Regions from separate parts of the Homo sapiens genome. Here region 2 is linked to region 1. The links are chromatin loops, found by intact Hi-C in ENCODE. Cell type or tissue: GM12878. All regions are shown on one strand.

Region 1 (8,000 bases):
TTTCCTTTTATTGTTCCTGAGTTTTCTTAGAAAGTCCTTCTTCATTTGACAATAATGAAAAAAATTCATAAGTTTTCTAGAATGTCTAATTTTTCTTTTATATGTTTGAATACTTGATTTATCTGGAATTAACTTATGTGTAAGAACTTTTTCCCTTAATTATCCTGTATTCTGACAATTATTTATTGAGTATTCTATATTTTCTTATTGATTAGAAATACTATTTTATCATATATTAAATTCTCATATGTAATTGGATTTGTTTATGGACCACCCAGTTTGTTCTATGGGTCTGTCTGTTCATGTACCATGACAAAACAATTTTATTTATATATTTATAATATATTTTAATGTCTGGTAAAACTAGTTTTCTTTCATTACTTTTTCTTGCCTTCAATAAAATGTCTGGGTTATACTTTTGTGCTTATATTTCCATACTAAGTTTAGAATCAGCTTCCAGAGGTCTGGAAAAAAATCTCGGCTTTATGTTGATTGTAATCATATTAAATGTTAAGGTTGATTTCAGGAGAATTTTATAAAATTTAAGGACCCTCTCCAAGTGTGGGGTTGGCTTTTCTTTTTGCTCCATTTTTCTTTTATTTTTTCCTCAGTTTTCTTCATATATATCTTACACATTTCTAGGCATGCCTTTCTTTTTGTATGCTATTATAAATGGAATTTTTTTCCCCTTCCATTATACTTCCTAACTGATTATTGCTTTTATATAGGAAACCTATTGACTTTTGTATATTATTTTTGTTCCTCCAAAATAATATGCAATAATATACAAATATATATTTGCTGGGAACCTAAAATAATACACTATTCTATTCAATTATGGAATATATCTAGAGCTCTCCTTTTTTTTTTTTTTTTTTGAGACAGGGTCTTGCTCTGTCACCCAGGCTGGAGTGCAGTGGTGTGATCATGGCTCACTGCGACCTTCACCTCCTGGGCTCAGGTGATCCTCCCACCTCAGCCCCCGAGTAGCTGGGACTACAGACATGAGGCATCACACCTGGCTAATTTTTTGTATTTTTCATAGAGACAGGCTTTTACCATGTTGCCCAGGCTGGTCTCAAATTCCAGAGCTCAAGTGGTCCTCCCGTCTCAGCCTCCCAAAGTGTTGGGATTACAGGTATAAGCCACCACGCCAGACCTATTCTATCCTCTCCTATTCAATTCTTATTTGTAACAGTTTTTCTGTGATTGGTTCATCTGGGTTTCCAGGTAGATCATCATGTCATCTCCAATACTGCCTAGTTTTTAGACCTTTCTGACTACCCTACTACTTGTAAACAGGGCAGGTTTTTCCGAGAGATGTTCCTAGCTGAGTGCTGCACTTATGGTGAACACCCAGCTTCAAAGGCTACTTGAAAGGATTTAGGGGGCTGCACTTACCCACCGGCCTTGGAATTGGCCTCATAGAAAACTTGCTGTGCTTTGTGGAAGCTCGGGCCCGCAGAGGTGCTGATGGTCAGTGTCAGCACAGACCTATTATTAGCTGTCCAGCGACAGGAGATTCCACTTTAATGCTGAAGCTTCAGAACTACGTTGCAAACAAAATGACTGGCATTTTCTCAGACAGCAGTTCCAAGTGGAAACTGTCTAGTTGTGCTGTCTCCATACGGAGGGCTGGAAAACTGTGAATGGCAATTATGCAGCTTTGCATCTCACACTTCCTGACATCTGGCAAACACTCGTTCCATCCAGGACCAGATAAAACAAATGGTGCCTTATTCACAGGAGTCTTTAACGGCCTAATAGACCCGATGAGTAGCAATGCCTTTGTGTGGCCTGTGTGCAGTCCAGAGCTAGCAGGTTGCCTATGACAAGCGCTGGAGGGGGTCAGCACTTTTGATTCCATCACCGAAACTGGTCCCCACCACAGCAGCTCATTTTTCAGAACTGGCTAGCTCCTTCCTGCTGGGTTGAATACATCCTCATTCTTCACAGGCCCAGAATGGCTTCATCTGGATTGTTAGTTACCTATGAAAGTCTCTGGTTTGTTACATTTTTTTCAGTATTTTATGCACAAAATTTACCTAATTTTTGTGAAGTTAGAACATGACACCAAGAAATGGAATCCTGTATTATTTTTCTTTTCTTTCCTTTTTTTCTTTTCTCTTTTTTTTTTTTTTTGAGGCAGAGTCTCACTCTGTCCCCCAGGCTGGGGTGCAGTGGAGCAATCATAGCTCATTGCAGCCTTGACCCCCCTGGGCTCAAGCCATCCTCCCACCTCAGCCTCCTGAGTAGCTGGGACCACAGCCGTGCACTACCATGCCCAGCTAAGTTTTGTATTTTTTGTAGAGATGGGGTCTCACTACGTTGTCCAGGCTGGTCTTGAACTACGAGGCTCAAGTGATCCTCCCACTCTGGCCTCCCAAAGTGCTAGGATTACAGGCATGAGCCACTGTGCCTGGCCCTGCATTCTTTCTATGATTTGACCATGTGTCTCTTGGCAGCTACAGTCAACTCTTTGGTCTCAAGTTGTCCAGCTGAAAAAGTGGGCTCCTCACGCCGAGACCCATGACATGCAGCCCCACACACATGGGATACTGCAGACGACAGTGCAGCCATGACAGAGACTCAGTGGGGCTGGTGCAGACAGCAATGGCCCTGTATGGGGAGAACCCAGCATCTTTGAATGGAAACATTTTTTGCAGCTTATTTGTTTTCGAACCTTGGCTTTTTGGCCTAAATGTTCCATGGCATTCCTTAACAATTAATTTCCTCTCTGCTGAGAAAACAAAGGTGGAGAGTCATTTTCATGCCACTGAATGACCTTTTAAAAGATTGAATCCTTTCTAAGGGGGAATAGCTTTATTTCCTTCTGTCAAATATTTCATTTGTCCCCTAGAAGAGCCCCGTGAAGTAGACATTATGTGATAAGCAGACACGATCGTTTTACAGATGTGGGAAAAGACTGACCTGCTCCAGGCCACACAGATGGAGTCAGGAAGGGGCAGACTGGGTCAGTGGGGCCCAATTCACAGGCACTTTCTACGGTCTTTTCATATGTTTTTATGGAGGTAAAGTTCACATCACATAAAATTAACCATTTTAAAGTAAACAATTCAGCGGCATTTAATACATTCACAGTCTTGTGCAACTGCCACCTCTCTCTTGTTCCAATGTGTTCTCACCACCCCAAAAGGAAACCCCACTCCAGTAAGGAGTCACTCCTCATCTCCTCTCCTCCTAGCCCTCAGCAACCACCAGTCTCCTTTCTGTCTCTATGAATTCGCCTATTTTGGATATTTCATAAAAATGGGCTCATACGATAGATGGGCTTTGTGTCTGGCTTCTTTCCCCAGCATGGTGCTCTCAAGGTCCATCCATGTGGTAGCAGGAATCACATACTCCATTCCTTTTTCCTGGCTGAATAATATTGCATTGTATGGATATGCCACATTTTGTTTCCCCATTCATCCATTGATGGGCACTTGTGTCATTTCTACCCTTTGGCTGTTGAGAGCAGCGCAGCTGTGAACATGTGTGTACGAGTATCTGGTAACCAGTCCCTTCCACGATTTTCTGCAGTCTTGTAGTTTCTGTGACCTGATAACTCTGCTGCAGGGTGAAAAGGAATCATCTGTGGTTTGCCACCTACTCCTGGATACAGCACGTATCTCTTTGTTCCATGCACAGAGGCTGGGGCCACTCTACACGGGGCTTGAAAGAAGCCTCCAGTCTTGCAGCCAAATTCAGAGGCATATAATTCAGAAGCCTATCCGGGAGGCCAAAATGAGTCCTGACTGGGAAAACTCGCTGGACCCGTCTGCCACAGTGTTGAAAAAGTTGTCTTGGGAAGAGGTTTCCTCTGGCTGTCTAGGTTTGAGACCTTTGCGATTCCTTTAAGATCACAAGCAAAACCACGGTGATGGTAGGATGTGTTGGTTTTACTAAGGAGCCCATTTTTTAAAAAACTTGTAAAGTGAGCCTTAATTGGAGAAGCAACAGAAAGCACCTCGGGACAAGTCCTTCCTTTTTGTACAAAGGACCCGTGGTGAGCCCTTCCTTGGAATTCTCGTGTCCTACACTCGAGTCTTGTCCCTGCACAGGGCCATCATTAGTAGGAGCCCTCAGAGCCTCAATTAGGGTATGTGGAGCCCAAAATACCAAAGGGGCTTTCCTCCGCATGAGCTATCTTATTCAGCACCTTTCAGTAACAAGCCATGGGATTTTTACCCCAGGGAAGGAAGCAAGTGTGTGAAGTCCGTGCGTGTTTCCCAGGGTTTTTTCCCTCCTGCACCACCCGGTTGCTAGGTAGCGGGTATATCTGTGCCACCACCTGAAGTTCTGTGGGAAGGGGGAATCTGCGGGGCCACTGGAGGCTTGGGGTGGGGAGGGGAGCCGGACAGGAGAGCAAAGACCCAGGCAGCTTGGGTCGCTCCTCTTCATCACTTAATTCTGAGGGCGCTTGAGTTTCTGAGCTTCCTGGAGTAGAGCCCAGGGCAGCTTTTACTTTGATGTGCTGATCGGTTGCCTGTCGGTTGCAGGAGACCCCCGGCCTCCTGCAGGGAAGATCCTGTGCTGTTTTCCCAGGGATGGAGAGAAAAGCACCAACCCCAAGCCCCGCATGGCTGAGAGCTGTTTGCCTCCATCTCTGTCCGAGCTTTTCACCACAGCTCTGTGAAAGAAACTGGCAGTGAGGGGTATAGCCATCTTGGTGTGTGTATGCGCACGTGTGTGTGCATGTGTATTTGTGTGTGTGTGTGTGTGCGTTCAAACACTGACGTTTCAGAGGCTCTGGTTACTGCTGCATGGCGGATGATCCTCTCTCTCTCCCTCTCTCTCCCTCCCTCTCTCCCTCTCGACCTGCTTGCCTGCCTGCAGAAAACTAATGAATCATGTCTAGCTGAATGCAAGCAGTGCAGACACACCAATGCCCTGCAATGTTGACTGGGCGCCGCCTCTGCCTGCCTCTCGCTCCCTGTCTCTCCCTCTGCTGCTCCCTCCCTCCCTCTCTCCCTCTCCCCCTCCTCCCTCCCTCCTTCTCTCCCTCTCCCCCTCCTCCCTCCCTCCGTCTCGCCCCCAGTTTGTAATCTGACACAGTACACTGCAGTTGTCTCCGAGGTGAACCTCCGGAGCCTTGGCACAGCTCGCTTCTAAAGGTAGGCTGAGATTTATTTTTTTCTCCTAAAAATAGCTTCCCGTCTCCCCTCGCCTTTCTGCACCCGAGCTGCAGCGGCGTTGATCACAGGGGGTTAGCCGGAAACTCTTTGCCCAGACAAAGTTTATCTTGCAGCGGATGGAGAATGCCCTTCAGCGTGGGGTCCGGGGGCGCTGGGTGCGGGGAGCAGCGGCTCGCCCTGCTGGCATGTCGGTGCTGCTTGGAATTCAGGATCGTCTCGGAAGGGAAGGGCTGACGGGCTTCTTCCTGGGTGCCGGGTGTCAGCTGCAGGGGTGCTGTGGCTCTGTCATGGCCCCCACCCCAGGCTTTTAAGAAAGGCCCCTCCAGGCAAAGTTTGGCACCCGATGGACACGGCCCCGCTCGCCTGGGGAGTGCGCCCCAGGCTTCTCAGACAGCAGCGGCTCAGGGCCTGGACTTGTCTTCTTGGGGGCGGGGTGGAGGGGGGGAAGGGGACGTGGGACAAACACATCAGAGTCCCCAGCTCGGCTCAGGTGCAAATGCACAAAGCCCGCAGGCTGCGCCCAGGAATCTGTCAATTCACGTCCCATGGACTGACTTGAATAATGTGTTTGTCAAAACAGATGTTCCCCGGCAGAGTGTGTGCGTGCATGCGTGTGCCTGTGTGAGCAGTGTGCGCGGGCTGCTGGCCGGGGGCAGACTCTCCCAGTGGAAACCGTATTTCACCGGGAAAGGCAGCGCGTACGGGACCACCCGCCCAGGAGCTTAGGTCTGGGTAGGTCCAGGTGGGGGCCCGGACATCTGTCAGCAGAGGCCTCGGTGGAAGCAGCCTCCCTCCTGTCCCCGGGGAGCGCACGCTGGCTGAGGTCGGGGTGGCGGCTGGCCGGAGGGAGGGAGGACTGCTTCACCTCCCGGCCTGGTCACTGGCCCCGGGGGAGGCGGGGGTGCTGGCTCCGTGCCTGCGTGGCCTCTGGGTCCCTGGAGGTTCTTAGGGTGAGTGAGGAGGGAGGGAAGGGGACCCTGTCCAGCCCCATATTTCTCTCACGGAGGAGCCCTGAAGGAGACTCTGCTCACAAGGGTGAAAACCCCACTTCGTCCAGGGAAGGGAAATGTCACAGATGGAGCAGGCCTGAGAGGAGGGAGAGCGGCTCCCTCTGAAAATGGAAGATCGGTGGGAAGAGGAGGTGTCCGGGCTCTGGGCCCTGCGGCAGGCCAGGCTGCTGGGCTCTGAGCAGGAGTGGGCAGGGGAGGGGAGCTGGCGTGCAGGCTCACTCACCCGGTTTCTAAGGGGAACAGTGGGGGAAGGCTCTAAAAAATCACCACCTCCCCCACGCACATGGCCCCTCCCTGGCTCCCTCCCAGCCTTGCTGGGCTGTCCGGGAATCAGCTTCAGACTCATCCCCCGCTGGGCTGTGGGGTCTTGGCTTGTCCTGTGAGACATGATCCCAAGCTCCCAGTGGGATGGGCAGGGTCTGACCGGCTCCGGAGGTTCCCTGGGGGCACGGTGTGAGGGGAAGGCCGGCGGGCACCCCTTCTGCAGTGGGGGGTGGTGGGGCGTGCCTGGGGTCGAGGGCTGTGCCGTGGCCATATGGCAGCCGCCTGGGGCCCAGAGTGGAGCCCTTCCAGGTTATTTCAGGGAAGGCGCTGGCAGCGGCTATTCCCCCGTGCCCCTTCCTAGAGGATGGCAAACTGGGTCAGGGAGAGGGTGGCACTGCCCACGTGCCCGGGAGACAGGAAGATGCTGGCGCTATGGGGGCCGCCCCCCACGCAGGAGGCAGGCGCCACGCAGCCCTCCCCGGGGCATAGCAGCCGGCCTCCCCCATGCTGCAAGCCCGGCAGAGAACCCCAAGCCTGCAGAGTCCGGGGGTGGGCGTGGGTGGTGGAGAAGCCTCCCAGGTGAGGCCAGCGTGCAGCCGGGCTGAGAGCTCCTGGCCATGAAGATGAAAAGACAAGCGGTGGGCCCTACACTGTAGCTTTCAGTTTCATCTCTTTGGCCCCATGCACTGTTGGCGCCTGGAAGAGACCAGCATGTGCTCAGGGGGCGGGAGGAGAGGCAGGAGCTGGCTCTTTCCTGAGCTTGCTTCGCTTTCCATTTCAAATCCACCCCCTGCCACGTTTGTATTTTTGGAGTCTGGTTGAAGTTTTAATTGGAGCAGCGATTCTCACACGTTGGTGAGCGCTGGCATCCTGGCGGGTGGGTTAAGGGGCTACAAATCTCAGAACCTCTGATCCAGCAGGTCTGGGGAGGAGCCGGGAATCCGCATTCCCACGCAGTCCCAGGGGAGGTGGAGGCATCCAGGGACCCCACTTTGAGGATCCTTGAATACAGCGTGACCAGGAGGCGCTTTACGCATCTCTGGGGCATGTTGCCAGCTCTCTGTTGGCCTTTGGCTGAGGTCATACATGAAGCTGAGTGCACGCCTCATAGGTTGGTCTAGACCCGCAAGTGCCAAACCTCAGGGACCAGAGGGCCTGACCCGGGAGCTTCCTTTGTGTCCGGGAGTCTCCCTAGGGCACGGCAATGAGCATCTGTTCCAGGTGGGCGGAGACTTGCCGGCTGAACGTCTCAGTGTTTCCCACTTCTGCCCCAAGGTTTGGAATCCGCGTGGTGCTGGGAACCCGGGGGAGAACCGGATCGGCTGTGCTGGTCTCTTGTTGATCAAGCAGAGCTGCTGATTCCAGAAAACTCTGTTCTCCACTTACCTCATCCCGTGTAGATAGTGGTAGTGCATGGCTTATGTCCTCAGTTTCTCTTTTGACTTTCACCCATTTGAAAAGCTGTCTGATCCCCTATGGTGTGGGAGGAGGCTTGCAACCAGCTGAGGACACCTGCATCTCTTGTTGGTGATGCTGGTGCCACCACCCTTGTGTGCAAAGGGCAACCAGCTGAGGACACCTGCATCTC
Region 2 (8,000 bases), 140 kb after region 1:
AAGAGCCGCTCCCAGTGGGGTCACACAGGACGTGCCTAACGAGTTGTGACAATAGGTGTGAAACGTCATCTACCAGGGAAGCTCATCAGAGAGTCAGGGCCCAGGGTTTTTACTGAGGACTGGTCACGTCGGCACCCTCTGCCCAGCATGTACCAAAATTCCAGGCTCTCATAAGGAAAGCAGACACCTAGTCCAAACCACATTGTTTCTAGAAAAGGCCAGCCACTGTGAACCCTCTTATTAGCCAGGGAATGGGATAAGCCCTCCTGATCCAAGATCGCACAACCAGCCGGGCTTGCAATCAGCCCTTCCTCAAAAGCGGGGCTCAGACGTGCCGTGTGAGCTCTTTTCTGCACCAGACCAAGAACAAACAACTGAAGCAACAGGCTACGATGCCCCACCCCTTCCTCACAACTCTGATATTCAAAAGGCCCTGAAAACCAAAAGATCCTGAGAAATAACTGATTTGTCCTTGAAATCTGAACCAATGGATGTGAGACAACTTCTCATCTTTTTTTAATCCCACTTGATTTGTATTTACATATTTCACCGCAGAACTATGAATATATTTAATAATGAAAGACGGTGTCAGACACCACTGGGAGCATTAGTTATGTTTGGTGCACATCTTATAAATCCAAGCCTTTCTGAATCTCTGCACATGTTCAGCCCTAGGGCTCCAGATGAGGACCTGCGACTTCAGATAGTGGAGCGTGCAGTGGAAGGCACAAGCCAAGTGTGGAGACGGGGCAGGGTGAGGGACTCGGTCGTTGGGTAGCGAGGGGAAGTCTCTGAGAAGGGGGCATTTGCGCTGAGAGCTGAATGTCAAGGAATGAGCTAACGTGAAGATCCAAGGGAAGCCTGTTCAGGCAGAGGGGCCCACAGTGCACAGGCCCCAAGGCTGGAGCAAGTTTGCTATGATCGAGAAACAGAACACAGGCATGTACGACTGGGGCCAGGAGAACAGGTCTGTGCATGGCTGAAGATGCAGCTGGAGAGTCAGGTCAAGGCGAGGTTGGACAGGTGAGGCAGGGGCAAAGCTGCAGAAGGTCTTGGATGTCAGGCAGGTTTGCACTTTGTACTGCTGGCAGCTGGGAGCCATGTTGGATTCTAGGGCAGAGCAGCAGCCATCCAGAATGATGCTTGAGAAAGATGATTCTGGAAACGGGGCAGAAGGCATTGGGTAGACCAGAGGCCAGTAGAGGCAGAGAACAGGAAGGTTCAGAAGTGGATGGATGGAATCCTCTGAGCTTCTGCCCCAGCTCAGGCCCTGACCCATGCCTCCTCATCAGCTTCCAAGCCTGCACTACCTTTACTTTCCTGGAATCTCTGAATCCTGTGAATAATTTGCCACAGTGTGCTACTGGGTGATAATGGCTTAATGTGAAACCATCCAGTTCACATCTGCCTTTCAGAGAAGATATTTTTTTCCCCAGCTTTGTTGAGGTATAATTGACAAGTAAAAACCGTAGCTATATAAGATGTATGGCAGGGTGTTTGATGATGTAGACATTGTGAAATGATTACCACTATCAAGCTAATCGGCATATAGTTACCTGTATACCACAAAGGTTACGTTACTATATAGCTATTGTTTCGCATAATTACCATTGTTTAAAGAGATGTTTCACATTAGCTCTGAGGGTTGGCGGGTGGGGAGGGATTGAATTTCAAATGAGATGGAGGGATGTCAGCTTCCCGTTTATTGCACCATAAAGGCATTTTTAATTATAATATTGACAATAACAATATAATGATGATAATAATAGCAATAACGTGGCTGATATAGTTTAGCTTTGTGTCCCTGCCTAAATCTCATCTTGAATTGTAATCCCCACGAGTCAAGGGAGGGACCTGGTGGGAGGCGACTGGATTATGGGGCAGTTTCCCCCATGCTGTTCTCGCGATAGTGAGGGAGTTCTCATGAGCTCTGGTGGTTTCAAACATGGCGGTTTCCTCTGCATGCTTGTGCTCTCTCCTGCTGCCTTGTAACATGTGCTTTGCTTCCCCTTGACCTGCTGTGACTGTAAGTTTCCTGAGGCCTCCCCAGCCATGTGGAACTGTGAGTCCCTTAAACCTCCTTTCTTTAAAAATTACCCAGTCTCAGGTAATATCTTTAAAGCAGTGTGAGAAGGGATGAATACAGTGGCAGTTATAATTATAGCTAGCGTTTATTAGGCACCATTTTCCACCCAGTGAGCCACATATGGTTCTAATCAAATCTGTCACCATAGCTGCCCTGTAAGTCAGGCACCGTTACCATCCCTGTTTTACAGATGAGAAGACAGGTGCAGAGAGCTTGAGGCACATGTACAAGGTCACACAGTGAATAGAGGGGACTGGATTTGAACCTGAGCCTCTGGTGTATGCTCAGAGTAACAGCGCTTAGTGGAGAAAGGGGTGAGTCATTCTACCAGACAAGAAAGGAGAAATCCTTCAACGCAGCCCATGGTGACCTTGCAAACCTCAGGCTGCAGCCGGGACATTTTGTCTCCTCTGTGAAGGTCTGGGCCATCCCCTTCGCTTCTCTTTGTCCCCATCTCTGTCCAGAAGTTCCTGTTCCACCCCGCGACTCCTGCCACACTGTCGGTCTCTTTCTACATGGAGATATTTGCTCCCAGGCACTGCGCCTGGACACGCGATGGAAACACGCCATCCTGCAATCTCCATCCTGGTGTGATTCGTTTAGGACTCGGAGCTTGTGTTTGTGGCATGTGGTGCGCACATATGCCTCTCGGCGCTCGGCGGGGCTCCTCCTCGCTGCTGCTGGCAGTTTGTGCTAAGGACTCCCTGCCGTCCTCCCTGTCCTGCCAGCTCGTGCTTCATCCTCATCTCTCCATTTTCCAGACCCAGGGAGGCTCGGGTTTACCAGCCACTTGGCTGGGAGGACTGAATAGTCTGGCTTGATTCTCTTTCCTGGGTGATTGCTTTGGTTCTGGGTATGAGCAAGTGCACATGCAGGGGCCATCTGCTTCCCGCGGGAGGAGATACTTAGCCCGCACAGCTTGGATGCCGGCATGCAGCTGGCCACCTGCCAGCTGCCCACGGGTAGTGTGTTTAGGGCTCTGAGGGTCATGCGCCAACCTGCTGAGGATCTAGAAGCACAGCTCACAGCGATTCTCAAAGCATGCAGGGCCATTGCTCTTGGAAGCAAATGCCCATGTCTATGGTCATGAAACTCTCCGTTCCTGTTTGTAGTTTTTGCTTTGGGCCTGTGGTTTTGGTTACACATTAAAAGATACAGAAAGGTAAAAAAGACGTCTTCTCATGCTCAGGATACAAAGCAAGGTTCCTACCGTGGCCTACAAGGTACGATCTGCAGCCCCCTCCTCCCCCTCACCTGTCCGCAGCCCCTTTGCCTAACGGTCCCCCCGCACCAGCCTCCCTGCAGAGTACACAGTTCCCACTGTGATGTCTCCACACTGGCAGTTGTTCTGTCCACCATGCTCCTCCTCACTGCAAAGAGCCACCCAGCTCACTCCCTCATTCTCCTCTGCTCTGAATTCAAATATCCGGGGGTGTCCTGTTAACCAGCTTTCCGGGGAAGTAAAGAAAAAGCCCAGAACATTTTGCTGTGCAGTTTGCCCATTCCCACAGTGTAAATATTTCCACCACGATTATTTTCAAGTTACCAGATGACTTCAACAGACACGACTTAGGAGGAGATCTTCCTGTGAGCCCATGTGAGCGGCTCCAGGGCAGCCACATCTGAGCAGCCTCTGCTGACCACTCTGTCTCCTTCATCCTCCATCCCCTTCATGGTGCTTTGTGTTTACAGTGCTTATCACTACTTAGCATGTTGCATCTATGTGCTAGGTAGCACGCTGCACGACGAGGAGAACAAAGCTTTGTGTGTTTCATGCACATTTGGATCCCCAGTGCCTAGAACAGGGCCCGACAGTTGCAGGCAGGAATGGGTCACGTAGTTATTATAGGTGAATGCATACACTGTAACGTTGGTGAAAGTAGAAAGAGATGTGTTCACTGATGGGGACTTGGCTTTACTTTGATGGAAATGTCACATGAATATTGCTTAAAAGGGTTGGAGGGGAAGAATTCTATTCCTATATCTGCCTGGAGAGTTTAACTCACACCATAGCAGCAAACAGCCCCCAACCTCTCAAGTGTGTTTCTTGCCTCTGCGGCATGTCCATTGGGTTGGTGGGAACTTCTGTTCACTGTTGTTCCTCAGGGACCCCAGCAACTCTAGTACTGTGAGCATTGTAGGCTACTGCCGGGGGTGGGGGTGGGGGGTGTGATTCTGGAGGACTTGGCACAGGGCATCTGGGGGTGGGGTTGGGGGGTGTGATTCTGGAGGACTTGGCACAGGGCGTCTGGGGGTGGGGGTGGGGGGTGTGATTCTGGAGGACTTGGCACAGGGCGTCTGGGGGTGGGGTTGGGGGATGTGATTCTGGAGGACTTGGCACAGGGCGTCTGGGGGTGGGGGTGGGGGGTGTGATTCTGGAGGACTTGGCACAGGGCGTCTGGGGGTGGGGGTGGCGGTGGGGGGTGTGATTCTGGAGGACTTGGCACAGGGCATCAGCACTCAGGTCTTCTGCTCACAACGCATGGGTGAGACCTGGCCGCATGGGCCTAGCTAATGAAGGGGTCTAGGAAGTTGTCTTCCCTGTGAGTGGACAGAGGGAACCAGGCTTGGCAAGCAGTGGGTGACGGCCACAGTGCCTAGAGCACAAGGAGGTGGTGGCAGAGGGGTTGTGAGCCCTGGGGTGGGCGGTGGGGCTGCTCAGGGCTTCCGATGCCCTCTCTGGAGTCCTTGAGAAAAGCCAGGGACCACTGTTCAGTCTTCCTGTGCTCCCAGCCGTTTGAACTTTGATGTGCTGCAGATGGCTGGAGCTTGTGAGACCTCAGACCAGAAAGGGGAAGCTGCCTGCGGCCTACCAGGTTCAGCGATGCATCTCCATGTCTCTCACACACACTGGGAGCTTTTATGTAAAAGATAAAATGATGGCAACCACAGACTTCTTTAAAAGGAAATAACTTGCCCCAGAATTCTCTCATGTCATTGGCAATAGAATGAGATGAGAATTTGACTCTGTTGTGGGGGGTTTTCTTAGGCTGACTGGAGAATAGGAGCTCCTTGAGGCTGAGTTCCTAGGGAAGGAGGTAGCTCGCCATGTGTGTGGTGTCCCCCTCGGTGATGAACATGGGGGTTGTGGATGTCACCGCCCACCGCCACCCCCCCAACAGGACAGCTGCTGCTGTTTCTCAAAATGCTGCATCTTGCATTTATTTAGCTCCAGCCAGAAACAAAATAGTGTTTATGACAAGGTTTTATTTTGATCTGTTTGATAATTTTTTCTCATTTAGATTTCCTTGTTTGCTAGTTATGTTTCACTCTAAATCCCTCTGAAGGGGGGAAAGTAAGCTTGACCTCCCCGCGTGCCATCCCTTAGCGTGGTGATAATCCCTCGATGTGAAAACCCACTCTAGGAGACAGACCCAGCTGCTTAGTTCTCTGCTTGCCATTTTCCTTCCCGTCAGAATTGGCAACTCTTTCCCTTCTTCACTTCTGAATTCCATGTGTGCCTGCAGGGATGTGGGTGGAGGCTGGAAAGTGAGCTGGAGGGGAGCATGTTGGGGGAACTTGCTGGGGATGGGATTTCTGTGTGGACAGCCATGCTCCAGGCCTGGATCAGCCTAGAGCGCTTTCAAAATGACCCACATCCCAAAGTTTGGCAGCTCGGCTGTGTCATGCTGACTTGGCTTCCTGCGTTTCTCCACTTGCACCCTCCTGCCCCACTCCTGCACCCATGTCCTTGGCTACCCCTGTCACTGAGGACCAGACACAGCCATCACCCCCCCAGGTGGGGGTCAGCCCACCCTGCCCTGTCCTAGAGTCACATCTCTGAACTTCAAAGACTGTTCAGACCCATCACCAATGTCTAATTAGACCCAGCTCAGAGAATCGCTAATACATTTATGCAGCTCACTTTCTGATCACGTCTATATCTCCAGTAAGCACACGCACCTCACACTTGCACACCCACATGCACCCACGCACGCACCCACGCACACACCCACGCACACACTCACACGCACACAGTCGCACACACACGCGCGAACACTTATCTGTCTTTAAAAGTATCATACTAACAGTAAAGAACATTTAAAAATATTGACCTCTGATCCTACTGCAATCCAACAGTTATTTTTGCAATCATCGTCTCTATGCTCCGAGTCTTTTACTTTGTTATTTACAATATATAAATATAAAAATATAATATACATGAAGTATGCAATAAATATAGAATAAGTATAGATACATAGAATAAATACATATATACCTTTTTTTGGGATGAAGCCATTGCTATAGGGGGCCTGCAGTGTTGCTTCACTGATTTCTCAAAGGCTGCCATGTCTGCTTTGTGGTCTGACCACGTTTTGGGGCAGGCGCTGGGCACTTGAACTGGATCTGCTTGGCTGCAGCCAGCAGTGGCTGTGGGAAGAAGGCTTCGTCACTCGCAGCTGCCGTGGACAGCTCTGTCCCCCCGGGGGGAAGGATGCCCTGTGGCGGAATCTGGGTCCCTCCTCACAGCTCCCACAGCCCTCCTGACCCTGCTCCTACCCTGGCTCCTGCCTCGCTCCACCTGTCCCCTGAGTTGGTGGGTGCATCCCTCTGGCCCCGTCCCGTGGTGACAGTGCATACAGGTCGTCCTGCTGCACACGCGCTGGCTGTGTGCCAGCGTTCCCCAGAGCAGTGCCCCTTCTCCACCGAGAAACCCTGTGAGTCCCTGCACAGCCTCTGGATTAATTAACTCGAATGAGCATAAGCTGCCTTCTTCTGTTTGCATCTCTTGTGTCTGTTTTGTAGCAGTGCTTTCTATAACAGCACATCATGCTGTGGAAATCGGTGTCACATCCCTGCCCCTGTCAGCTTTCTAGAATCATCCAGCAAGTTCACGCAGCCCAGTAAAACCTGCACACAGGGGAAAGGGATGGAAGAATCAGGTCGTCTCCAGCCGCCTTGTAAAGGATGAGTCCACCGTCAGGCCCAGGGAGCCGAGTGTCCAAGGAAGGTCCCTTCTATACCTGATGCTCATGCGAGCCGGGAAGAAGGAAAATCAATGGGTTTTTTGTGACTGCTGGTTGCGGGGGTGATTCCATGTTTGGGGTTACTGTGAGTGCATTTGGGACTCAGGAGCGCCTGGGTCTTCAAAGGCATCTTTTGCTGATGTGTCCAAGTAGCTGGGACCTCCGTGGTGCGTGCAGTGGGAGGCCCCTCCTCCTAACACGTCTGTGGGTTTTCCGGCCGCTTTGTCCCTGTCACCCGTGCTAAGTTTCCTTCATCCCCGGCCTTCCTCATAACTCCTGGCCATGCTGTTTCACGCACTGGGGGTGGAGCAGGGAACTGAAGTGAGTCTGCTCTCAGAGCACCTGCTAGCTGGGAGACAAACAGTAGATACACCAATGGCTAAGGCTGGCATGGATGCAGCTGTGCAGGAGCAGCGAAGGGGTAGAGGTGACCGAGGGCGCCGGGACAGGCCGACCATCTGAGTGCAGCCAGGGACGGTGCTCAGGGTGGAGGGGGCTCTAGGGGTGTCCAGGTGGGAAGGGGCAGCATGTACAGCCCCGAGGTGGGCTCCCTGGGTGTGTGAGGGGGCCACAGGGAGGCCAGTGTGGGGCAGCAGAGTGAGTGAAGGGGACACAGCAGATGGCAGGTCTGAGAGGCCATGGGGGCCAGATACAAACAGCCTTGGAGGCCACAGTGAGGTTCCCGTTTTGTCCCAAGTGGGGTGGGACGGCACAGGAGGGTCTTGAGTATGCAGGTGGTGCCAACTGTCTGAGCATTAAGAGGTTACTGTGGAGTTCGAGATCAGCCTGGCCAACATGGTAAAACCCCGTCTCTATTAAAAATATAAAAATTAGCTGGGCATGGTGGCGGGCGCCTGTAATTCCAGCTACCCGGGAGGCTAAGGCAGGAGAATCGCTTGAACCTGGGAGGCGGAGGTTGCAGTGAGCCGAGATTGTGCCATTGCACT

The links. A loop is a pair of places that touch in the nucleus more often than their neighbours do. Peaks named below come from ENCODE experiments on the same cell type or tissue, not always from the same donor. Only the 100,000 strongest peaks of a DNase experiment are listed, where the experiment ranks them.
Region 2: a loop joins it to region 1, with 2.6 times the contacts of the local background. A loop is called at or near these places in 2 of 110 quality-filtered maps.

Annotation. Positions count from the first base shown.
Region 1 is chr12:130,713,339-130,721,338 of GRCh38, reverse strand. It overlaps RIMBP2 (RIMS binding protein 2), which reads left to right and starts at 5,040. Exons shown (of 23, transcript NM_001393629.1): 1 at 5,040-5,117. In GM12878, no CTCF peak of the experiment used is centred here; DNase peaks (open chromatin) are centred at 4,248 and 4,720; H3K4me3 peaks cover 3,686 bases; H3K27ac peaks cover 2,905 bases.
Region 2 is chr12:130,571,470-130,579,469 of GRCh38, reverse strand. All of the region lies in intron 2 of RIMBP2 (RIMS binding protein 2), which reads left to right. Among named protein-coding and RNA genes, the nearest start is that of RIMBP2, 140 kb to the left of the region's middle. RefSeq lists an enhancer at 2,362-2,531. In GM12878, no CTCF peak of the experiment used is centred here; a DNase peak (open chromatin) is centred at 4,909; H3K27ac peaks cover 1,794 bases.